Linked DNA regions of Homo sapiens: region 2 is linked to region 1. A link is a loop called in an ENCODE intact Hi-C map of the cell type or tissue named here. Cell type or tissue: tibial artery. All regions are shown on one strand. Links, peaks and the distances in the headings refer to the core of each region. The heading gives the core; the rest is flanking DNA.

The links. Peaks named below come from ENCODE experiments on the same cell type or tissue, not always from the same donor. Only the 100,000 strongest peaks of a DNase experiment are listed, where the experiment ranks them.
Region 2: it touches region 1 in a loop (2.5-fold over the local background); 2 of 110 quality-filtered maps call a loop at or near these places.

What each region holds. Positions count from the first base shown.
Region 1 is chr13:102,798,819-102,803,778 of GRCh38, forward strand. It overlaps POGLUT2 (protein O-glucosyltransferase 2), which reads right to left and starts at 158. Exons shown (of 10, transcript NM_024089.3): 1 at 1-158. It overlaps BIVM (basic, immunoglobulin-like variable motif containing), which reads left to right and starts at 301. Exons shown (of 11, transcript NM_017693.4): 1 at 301-703. RefSeq lists an enhancer at 308-527 and silencers at 588-857, 1,418-1,467, 1,498-1,927. In tibial artery, for the core only: a CTCF peak has its summit at 1,515 (motif pointing left); DNase peaks (open chromatin) are centred at 213, 1,062, 1,498 and 1,778; H3K4me3 peaks cover 2,424 bases; H3K27ac peaks cover 2,415 bases.
Region 2 is chr13:102,650,066-102,655,110 of GRCh38, forward strand. It overlaps TPP2 (tripeptidyl peptidase 2), which reads left to right. Exons shown (of 30, transcript NM_001330588.2): 24 at 1,294-1,332. Among named protein-coding and RNA genes, the nearest start is that of METTL21C, 42 kb to the right of the region's middle. In tibial artery, for the core only: no CTCF peak of the experiment used is centred there; a DNase peak (open chromatin) is centred at 2,062; H3K27ac peaks cover 2,298 bases.

The DNA of each region.
Region 1 (4,960 bases), core at 1-4,000:
GCGCGGGTCTCCGCGACCCCAGGACAATCAAAGCCCGTGCCCCGGCGCGCCCAGGTGAGGGTCCCCTGGCGTTCTGCTGTCCCGGCCGAGAACCGCGCTGCTCCTCTCTCTCAGGACAATGATGAACTTGAGTTGCTCCTGCCACTGGAGCATCATTTGGGAGCGAATCCGTCTCAGGTTCCAGCCAAGGTGTAGGGCGAGGGGATTGGCCCGTGCGTCGGGCCAGGCTCAGTAACGCCTTCTCCAAGTGGATGGCGGGGTGGACACGCGTCCCGGCGCCCCGGGCTCCCTGGGATATGTAGTTCGCGACAGGACGAGCGGAAATACTGCCAGGATTTTACCACCTCTCGCCCATTTATTTACTTCTCGGTCACCGCTTTCGGGGGACAGATAAACACCACAGATGCCCATCAAAGGGGCGCACGGGTCTGGAGGCGCAGCTCAGGTTTTTGCGTTGGTCACCCTGCCCTCCGCACGTGGAGAGGGCAGGCATAAAGCACCTTGAAAGGAAGGTGCTGTCAATGCTATCCGACGACCTGTCGCCGGGCACCGCAGCATCCTCGCTCGCTCCGATGGGACGAGGGACGCCGGCCCCAGGGTAACAGGAGGCGCCTCGCCGGCCGCGCGCTGGATGCTGTGATCCAGGTCCGGAGCCGGGTTCCGCCGCGGCCGCAGCGACCCGACCCCACCCGACAGGCCAGAGGTACCCCGGGGCGGGGGGCAGGGGCCGAGGTGGCGGCCGGCTGTGCGCTCTGAGCGCCTGGCCCTCCGCTGGGCACCTGGGCGCCGCCAGCCCGGCCTGCTGCCGCTCTACGCGCAGCCACCTGGGCATTCAAAATTTTTACTTAATTCGATACCGGCCTGGGCTGCCAGGGGTCATCGCCTCTCCGAGCCCCGTGGCGTCCAGATGGAGGCCACTGCATGGGTGCGCGCTCTCCCGGGAAGGAGTAGGGGGAAGAGCTGTGTCGCGGGGGGAAGAGAAGCGCCAGGGAAAGAAGGGCCTAGCCCTCTGGTGAACAAAGCTCGATTAGGAGGTGTCCATGTGGATACCGGTGACCCCTGTGCGGCCGTCGGTCTCCACGCCACGCTGGGCAGGGTCCGGGAACCAGCGCGCAGCGGCCGTCGCCTTCCCCTGCACGCCAGCACCCGGGTCTGGGCCGCCGCCAGGAGTCACGGGCTCACCGCCCTGGTCAGCTTGGCAGTCGGACCCGGAGCCGCCTCCTCTGCCTGCCTCCCTCTTGCCAGCTGCCCCGAAAACCCAGAAGAGCCGGTGGCTCCGAGCCAAGGCGGGCCTGGTTCGGCGCCAGGAAAGGGGGTTTCTTTCCTATTTTCTTTTGTGCAATTGTCATTATTAATGATACCGACTCGTTTACTCAAACAGTCGAATCGGAGCCCCAGCTCTTAGCCCGGATGCAGCAATTGCCCGTGGGCCCCCTTTAACACCAACAGCGTCCCCGGGGCCCGGGGCAAGCATGTTCGAGGCGGTCACCCCCGGGCCTCGGCGCGCTCCCCCTGGCGGAGAGCCTCGTCTTCCGGCCGGTGAGGGAAGGTAGAGGAGGGAGTAGGGGCGAGGAGGCCTCGGCGGCCCTTGGGCTCTGCGGGCTGGGGACTCGGGGTGCCCGCGACACGCGCGGAGGCGCGGGCTGGGTTGGCCACGGGCAGGGAGCGCAGCCGCGCTCCTTCCTCTCTGCCCGCGTCGCCTCCGCGCGCACTGGTTCTGCGCGGCGGGGCTTGGCCTGCGCGACTGTCTACTCCGTCCCGGCGGCCTCGGAGCCCGGCCGAGCGGCGAGCTTGTCAGAGGACGGTGGTGGAAACGCTCCCGGCCTCCCCAGGGGCGCGGGCTGGAGGCTGGCGCCAGGCGCGGAGGACTCCCGGTATCTTTTGACAGGCTGGCGCCTCGGCTCTGGGGACCCGCAGGTCTGAAGGGGAGGAAGGGGCCTGGAGGGCGCGGGAGGACACCGGGTGGGAAGGGTGGCATTAGCTCGGCCGGGGGCTATGCGCCTCTGGTTTCGCCCTCCCGCGCATATTCGACCCTTACGAGGTCACCGGAATGCCCCTGCTCCTCAGTTGCCTTCTATACAGGATATCGATCAGGGTATTTTGTTATACGAAAAGGCTTTACTGAAGAGGTTTTTAGAGATGTTTGGTTCTCTCATAAACTTGATACTTGAGAATACAGACAAAATATAACCTGAAAAGACTACAACCTAGGCGATGAAGATTGGCTTTACAAATGGACGTTTATTTTACAGAACACTTCGTTCAGTGACTTTGAACAATCATGACTCTGGCGGTGCTTTTTAAACTTGCCATTTTATAAATTTTTGCTTTGCATACGAGCAAACCATATTTCTATTGCTTATGACATGATTTTATGAGTAAGCTATTAGTTGAGCCTGAGGTCCTGCAGTCATTCTTAGTAGTAAATTTTTTTTTTTTTTTTTTTGAGACGGAGTTTTGCTCTGATCGCCCAGGCTGGAGTGCAATGGTGCAACTGTAACCTCCACCTCTGGTGTTCAGCGATTCTCCAGCCTTGCCTCCTGAGTAGCTGGGCCTACACGCATGCGCCACCATGCACGGCTAATTTTGTATTTTTTTATTTTTTATTTTTTTTTAGTAGAAACGGGTCTCACCATGTTGGCCAGGCTGGCCTCAAACTCCTGACCTCAGATGATCCACCCGCCTCAGCCTCCCAAAGTGCTGGGATTACAGGTGTGAGCCACCACGCCGGCTTAGTAAATCTTAATATAGCAACACCTCACTTGCCTGGAAGAGGGAACCGCAATCAATCAAAATGAGGGCCTACAGTAATGCCTGGCATGATGCAAACACTTAAAAATTATCTGTTGAATGAGACGTCTACAAATCCTAGGCCCTGGGGATACAATAATCTGGAAAACCAGACTTGCAGGATGCAGACGTTGATCATATGAACAGATATGCACAGAAGTAAGTGTAAAATTGCCACCTGGTAAGACCTGTGTGAGGAAGGTACTAGAGTCTGTACCGGGTCACCTGGCCTAGTTTGAGAAGCCAAGAAGGTTTCCCCCAGAAAGTGACATTTGAGCTGACATTGGAAAGATGAATGGGAATGAGCTAAGTAAGGGAGACAGTATTGGGAGAACCAAAAAGTAATGTGGAGCTTGGGGGGTGGGGGAAAGGAATGAGATGGAGCTAACCAGATAGATCTAGGGACCATCAGGAGTTGGCCTTTTGTTCTAAGAGCAGAGGCTTTCAGGCAGAGGAGTTCTGTGATCATATATATGTAGCAAACTTTATTTTCTAATATCTCTGCACAGGTCAGGTTAGAAGTGTCAACTCACTGGGAATAGTTTATAAATAGAGAAACAAAAGGAGATAAAAGATGAGTCAAAACAGTGACAGCTGCAGCCTATTAAGTGGAGGGACAAACTGCCTCTCTATAGCTCAGTATTGTCTATAATGATTCTGTTATTAGTATTATCAGTAATAAATTGTGCTTAGTGTACTTTAAGAAAGCTAGAATCTGAGCATGCAATAATAGAAGCCCCCTTGGCCTCTTGGGGCTCTCACTATAGTGGAGAGAATAGACGTGAGACAGTGTGGAAAGAAAGTAAACACTAGCAGTGTTTGGGTCGTGGGATTTGGGTAATTTCCATTTTCCTGTAATATCTTTTGGTACTTTGCATTTTTTTGTAATGTTTTACTTATAAAATCTATGAATATTACATTTTCAAAGAGAAATTTACATATAGTTTCCAATGAGAATGTTTCATGCCCTTGGATTTTAGTGACAGTCAATATAAAATGCATCCTTATATTGATGATCTTCATTTTTTTTTTGCTAAAACTTCGACCAAATAAATCATCTTGTTCCGTGACCATTATTTAAAAGCAAACAAACTAAAAACACAAACAAACCAGACTGTTACTTTTTTCTCTCTTTCCTTTTTTTTTTTTTTTTTTGAGACAGAGTCTTGCTTTGTTGCCCAGGCTAGAGTGCAGTGGTGTGATCATAGCTCACTGCAGCCTCAAACTCCTGGCCTCAAGTGATTCTTTTGCCTCAGCCTCCCAAAGCATAGATATTACAGGTATGAGCCACTGTGCCTGGCTCACACTGTTACTCTTTTTATTAATCTAGTGCTGTGTTCTATCTTTAGCGTCCAGGAAGCTTACCCCCAACTTTTGTGCTTAAATGCAGTCATTTCCCTTTGCCTATGTTTTTGATAAGAATATTCTCCATGGCTGGGCATGGTGGCTTGTGCCTGTAATGCCAGCAATTTGGGAGGCTGAGGCGGGAGGATTGCTTGAAGCCAAGAGGTCAAGACCAGCCTAGGCAACATAGCAAGACCCTGTTTCTTAAAAAAAAAAAAAAAAAAGGTTATTCTATATATGTTCCAAATGAGCATACTTTTACAATCCCTGCCAGGTGCAGTGGCTCATTCCTATAATCCCAGCACTTTGGGGGGCCGAGGCCAGCAGATCACCTGAGGTCAGGAGTTCCAGACCAGCCTGGCCAACGTGGTGAAACCCCATCTCTACTAAAAATACAAAAATTAGCCAGGCATGGTGGCACCTGCCTGTAATTCCAGCTACTCCAGAGGCTGAGGCAGGAGAATCTCTTGAATCCAGGAGACAGAGGTTGCAGTGAGCTGAGATCCGGCCATTGCACTCCAGCCTGGGCAACAGAGTGAGATTCCATTTAAAAAAATCAAATCAAATCCCTACACTGTCACACAGAGAGCTGGTCCCACAGGCAAAATTCCATTCAGTGTGAGGAAGGAAGCCCTGGGAAAGTGGAAGCCAAGTCTGAGATGAGGATATAAAAGGGGCAGGGCCTGGAACATTTCCGTCTCGCCACCAAACTCACTCTAATAACCTTTGTCTATTGCCTCTCACCGAGACTATATGCTCTTTCATTCCTCACCTCGCACAGCCCACCCCCACGACCCCAATACCACAAATACCTACCTCTCTGTCC
Region 2 (5,045 bases), core at 507-4,506, 150 kb before region 1:
ATATGTTTCTGGTTGTTGTACTTTAGACATATATGTTACAGTTTTATAAGTACCTACCTGTTTTTGTTTTTTCCTTCTATGTTTTCATTACAAATTTATTATGAGAATGATGTTTATATAGATCTATCACCTTTTGTCATAATAATCATTTTAGCTCAATGCCAGTAAAAGTTGTCATTCTTAACAGTTTTGCATTTCTCTGTACTATTACTTCTTACAGAGCTAAGTAAGCCTGCTACATAAATGCTGTTATCAAAATGAGTAGTTCTCATACATCTTAAGAATTATATTTATTTTTTGCCACTATTGAACCAAAAGCCATTTATTTACTGTCATTGAAGCATAATTGGGGAAACTTGTGCTTAGAAAGTTGCCTACCCTGACATTTCTTGGGTCTCATTTCAGTTTATACTGTTTATACATACGTACTTTAGTATAATTTGAAGTAAATCAATAGTTAATGGTTTGTAATTAATACATGCACTGATTTAAGAAACCCTGGTAGTTTTTTTTGTAGATTTCATTTCACAGGAAGCATAGCTGCTCCAGCTATTGGGCGTCAGCTGTGAATTTTCGTTCAGATGACAGATGACACTTTGAAGAGTCTGCTTACTTGTGAAGAGTATAACAGAAAAGCATTATTAGTAAAAGTGGGCTTTTAGCAATTCAGAAATAGTTACTACTTCCCAGTTACATTGTTTTAGGAGACAATTGTGAAATTAAATTATAAATATGTGGTGTTAACTATGGTAGCTATTTATCAAGGGAGACCTTCCTGGGAGAAAGCAGTAACTTAAAGCTGTTGAGTTCATTATAACTTCCATCACATTGTTTATGTAATCTTTTCTCAGTGGTTTAGCGTTTTCTTGTTTTTTGGTAGTTGGGAAGGTAACTTTCACTTCACTTTGACTTTCACAGTAACTTTGTTGCTTTTTATAAGAATGCATAGGCAATGGGGTTGTTGTGGTACCCTTTAATCAGACTAGACCATCAACTAAATTTACTATTTTAAGAAATGCTTTTATAAGCAATAGATTTTGATCTACTAAATTTTTCAATAAGAAGTTGACATGTACTCTTAGTAATAACATATTTGAGTACTTTTTCTTATGTAAGGAATGAAAGTGGCAATGTTGCTTTCTTTAAAAGCATGCCATCTTAATCACAGACCTGAGCCTTCTAAGTGGTGTAACACAGGTGGAACATAAACTGAAAGACAATTAGACAGAGGTTCTGTCTCCATCCTGTGTAGATTATGCATGTTTTCTTACAGAATGTCGTTCTAACTCCCAGGGGCAGTCTGCAGCAAAACGACAAGGAAAATTTAAAAAGGTACTGATTGTCAGTTCTTAAAAAAGATGTCTTAAAGCCTTATTTGCATATTAAACTTTTTTCTGTCACTATTATAAACCTTTTTTTTAATAAGTCTCCCTTAGTTTCCTTTCTTTGCATTCTAAAGTATAGTGCTCTTAGCTGTACTTAGAAGCATTGTTGACATACTGCTTTTCTAAAGGTTTTTTTTTTTTTCCCCACCATAAATTCCTGGATGACTCATTTTCTCTGTGTATACAAAAATTTTAATGCTATTCATTTCTTGCTACAGATATGATAACAAGTAGCAATATTTGAAATTTTTCATATTTACAATTTTATAGAGAGATGGATGTGATAATTTTTTTTTTTTAGCCATATAAGCTAAAGCACTTATTTTTAAAGTCTAAAAGCACTTTTAAATTGGGTGATTTGATTAATAAAATGTTGCAGCTTTTTAAAGCGAACTTTATTCCCTGCTCTTGTATCCATTCTGGTTCTGAAAGAAGAGAAACAATAAAGATCAATGGATGTAGCAGGAACAGAAATAAGGACTGTTCACTGACAATTAAAGCTTATGCTAAGAACACAGATTTTAAGCCCATCGCTACTAAGTGGTCTGATCAGCCTCTCTGCAGCATATTAAGCAATCTTTGATTTACTGCTGGGGCCAGATTTAACTCAGAAAAGAAAATGTCTGCTATAAATATATTTTAGGGCCAGGCGCAGTGACTCATGCCTGTAATCCCGGCACTTTGGGAGGGCAAGTTGGGCAGATCCCTTGAGCTCAGCGGTTTGAAACCAGCCTGGGCAGCATGGTGAAACCCTGTCTCTACAAAAAAATGCAAAAATTAGCCAGGCGTGGTAGCACACACTTATAGTCCCAGCTACTCTATTGGAGGCTGAGGTGGAAAGATCGCTTGAGCCTGGGAGGTGGAGGCTGCAGTAAGCTGAGATCACACCACTGCACTCCAGTCTGGGTGACAGAGTGAGACCCTGTCTCAAAACAAAACATACATACATATATATATATATATATATATATATATATATATATATATATATATATATATATATAAAAGGGACCACATATTTAATAAGCTTTCTGGTGAAGACGTGCTACGTCATTCAACATTTTCATGATTTCTTTTTAAACAGAAAGAATTACAGTGGGAAAATCAGTAATGTCCTAATGTATACTTGTTAATTAGTAGTGATATGGAACTGGGGAATCACCATTCTATAACAGCTTATCCTTTATTAAAATGTCTTCTGAAATGTCCATATTATTACATAATAGTAAATAATTTGTCCAAACAAAATACAGATACTAGGAATCATCTTTCTGGAGAAAGATCTAAAGATCAGTATTTCTCAACTGGGTGTCTTGACCGTTTGGGGGCCACGTAATGGGATAAAAACAGCATTTTTTTAAAATAGGAAATGTCAGTTCATCAGACTCATAAAATTGTAATTTCATTTTATGTATTAATGTGTATATCTTTGGGACATTGTAAAAATAGTTTGCAAGTTACTGCTTTAGAGAACAAGGAATAGGTATTCTAGGAATCTATTAAAAATAGAAGGCACTTATCACGAAGGCCATAGCCAATTATTTTTCTTCTTATTTTTGTTGACCTTTTGCAAGTTTGGGTAGATTTTGTTTGAATTAGGTTGTATAGTTAGGAAAACACTGAATGAATAGGAAGGCATTTACTTGGTGATTAGTAAAGCTTCATTTGAAGAACTTGGCAGCTAGAGTTATCTCTGCTCGTTCCTTTCTGTCTTCAATGCAAGTACACAATAAAGCTCTTATTTTAGAAATAATTAGTATTACAGTTTTATAGTCACATTACAAAGAAAAAAATACATGTATAATTTCCGGTTGATTAAGATAAATAGCATTTTGTATATAATTCTTAATAGATTTTTTCCTCTGGGTTTCAGTGACTTGATTTGAAACGGTATGTCACCCTTTTTAAAATTCCTTGTAAAATGCAATAATATATTTTCTGTTTGTTTGTATGTTTTTTTAAGAGACAGTCTCACTCTACACTCCAGGCTAGAGTACAGTGGCATGATCGTAGCTCACTGTTGCCTCCAGCTCCTGGGCTCAAGTGATCCTCCCACCTCAGCCTCCCTAGAGTGGCTGGGACTACAGGCGTGTGCCACTATGCCTGGCTAATTTTTACTTTTTATAGAGAGAGGTCTTACTACGTATGTTGCCCAAGGTGGTCTAAAACTCCCGGCCTCGGACGATCCTCCTGGCTCAGCCTCCCAAAATGCTGAAATTACAGACATGAGCCACTGCACCCAGCCTGAATATTGTCACTTTTAACAGATCATAAATAGCATTCAAATATGATATAAATTTTAAAAATAGTTTATGTGAAGCTTTTAAATTTTTGAGTATTCAGTTACTAACAATTTTAAGAACTAAAGAAATTGCCATTTTGAACCACAATTTAACTTATAGTGCGTTGTGTTGCCCAAAGAGTAGTTATTGGTTTGGCAGGTGAGTTTGACTTTCTGAATAACACTGTTCAGTTTGAACACTGTTGAAATACTTCATGAATAGCTGGAATGCCTTTTTTCTAAACTTAACATTAAATATATACTGTAGAGAAATCTTCATAGCATTTCTGCTCTGAAGATTCTTCTTGACTGTCTTTTTAAACCATAATCAAGATTTCTCAAGAATAAAGGTACAAAATTATTTCTATTAAATTGGTACTATGTTAACCCCTTGAGAATTGTCATAAAAATATTAATATTTATTGGCACAAAGAAGAAATTATTGTGATACAGCAAGTGAAAATAGCGCCATTTTTCTTTTGATTAGAAATTAAAACTACCAGGTTTATAATTTTTACTAATAAAAAATTCCCTGTCCTGAAACATCTTGTAGGATTACACTAACATTTATAATTGTTAATTTGATATATTTAACATGTAAAATGCTGATTACAAAACCTTGATTTTTGTTTCACTAAGATAATTCATCATAAACTTTCTTTGTCTCTTTTTTTGCTTTTAATGATAGTCTAAGGTTACTAGGATATCTTTTTTCCCACTTTTGATAGGTCTTTGTTAGAATTAATTGTAAATCCTAAATTAATTTTAATAGATTGTTCATTTTAAATTCAATTCTCTTTTCTCTTCTGTACTAAAACAATAGCAAATACCTCTGAGTCTGAGGAGGAAGTGCCTCACAACACATAGGCTGCCTGCCTAAGAGCAGCATACCTCTCTCCCTGATACGGTGAGGAGGTGTGGGAAGCTCAGGGAGAAAGACTGGAGACCACTCTTCTAGCACACTGGGTGGCAGAGAAGCTCAATTCCATGGAGAATGGAGCTATATTAACAGAAAGTAAATATTGGAGGCCACTTAGCCCCTTTAATTCCTAGATGTGTTGTCTTTGCTGTACAGATGACACTGATGCAGTCTGTTTCCATAAGAACTTGGTGGTAGAAGATCAGCTCAGATTTTGCGCTTACCTTGGCTTTGCTCAGGGCAGTGCCTACCCAGAGAGTGAACCTCAAGAAGGAGAGGAGCAGGACAGGCAGCTGGGTCCTGAAAGAGCTAGCCCAAGCAATAGACCTGTTTCCTTTTCCCAGTCTCATGTTTCACGTGAGGCCTTTGTTTACAGGTTCTGGCCCCCTGACCTCAGAGGGAGAATGACAGCCAGTGGCTACAAATGGATTTATATGGTTATCTGACATCAAAGTGGTTT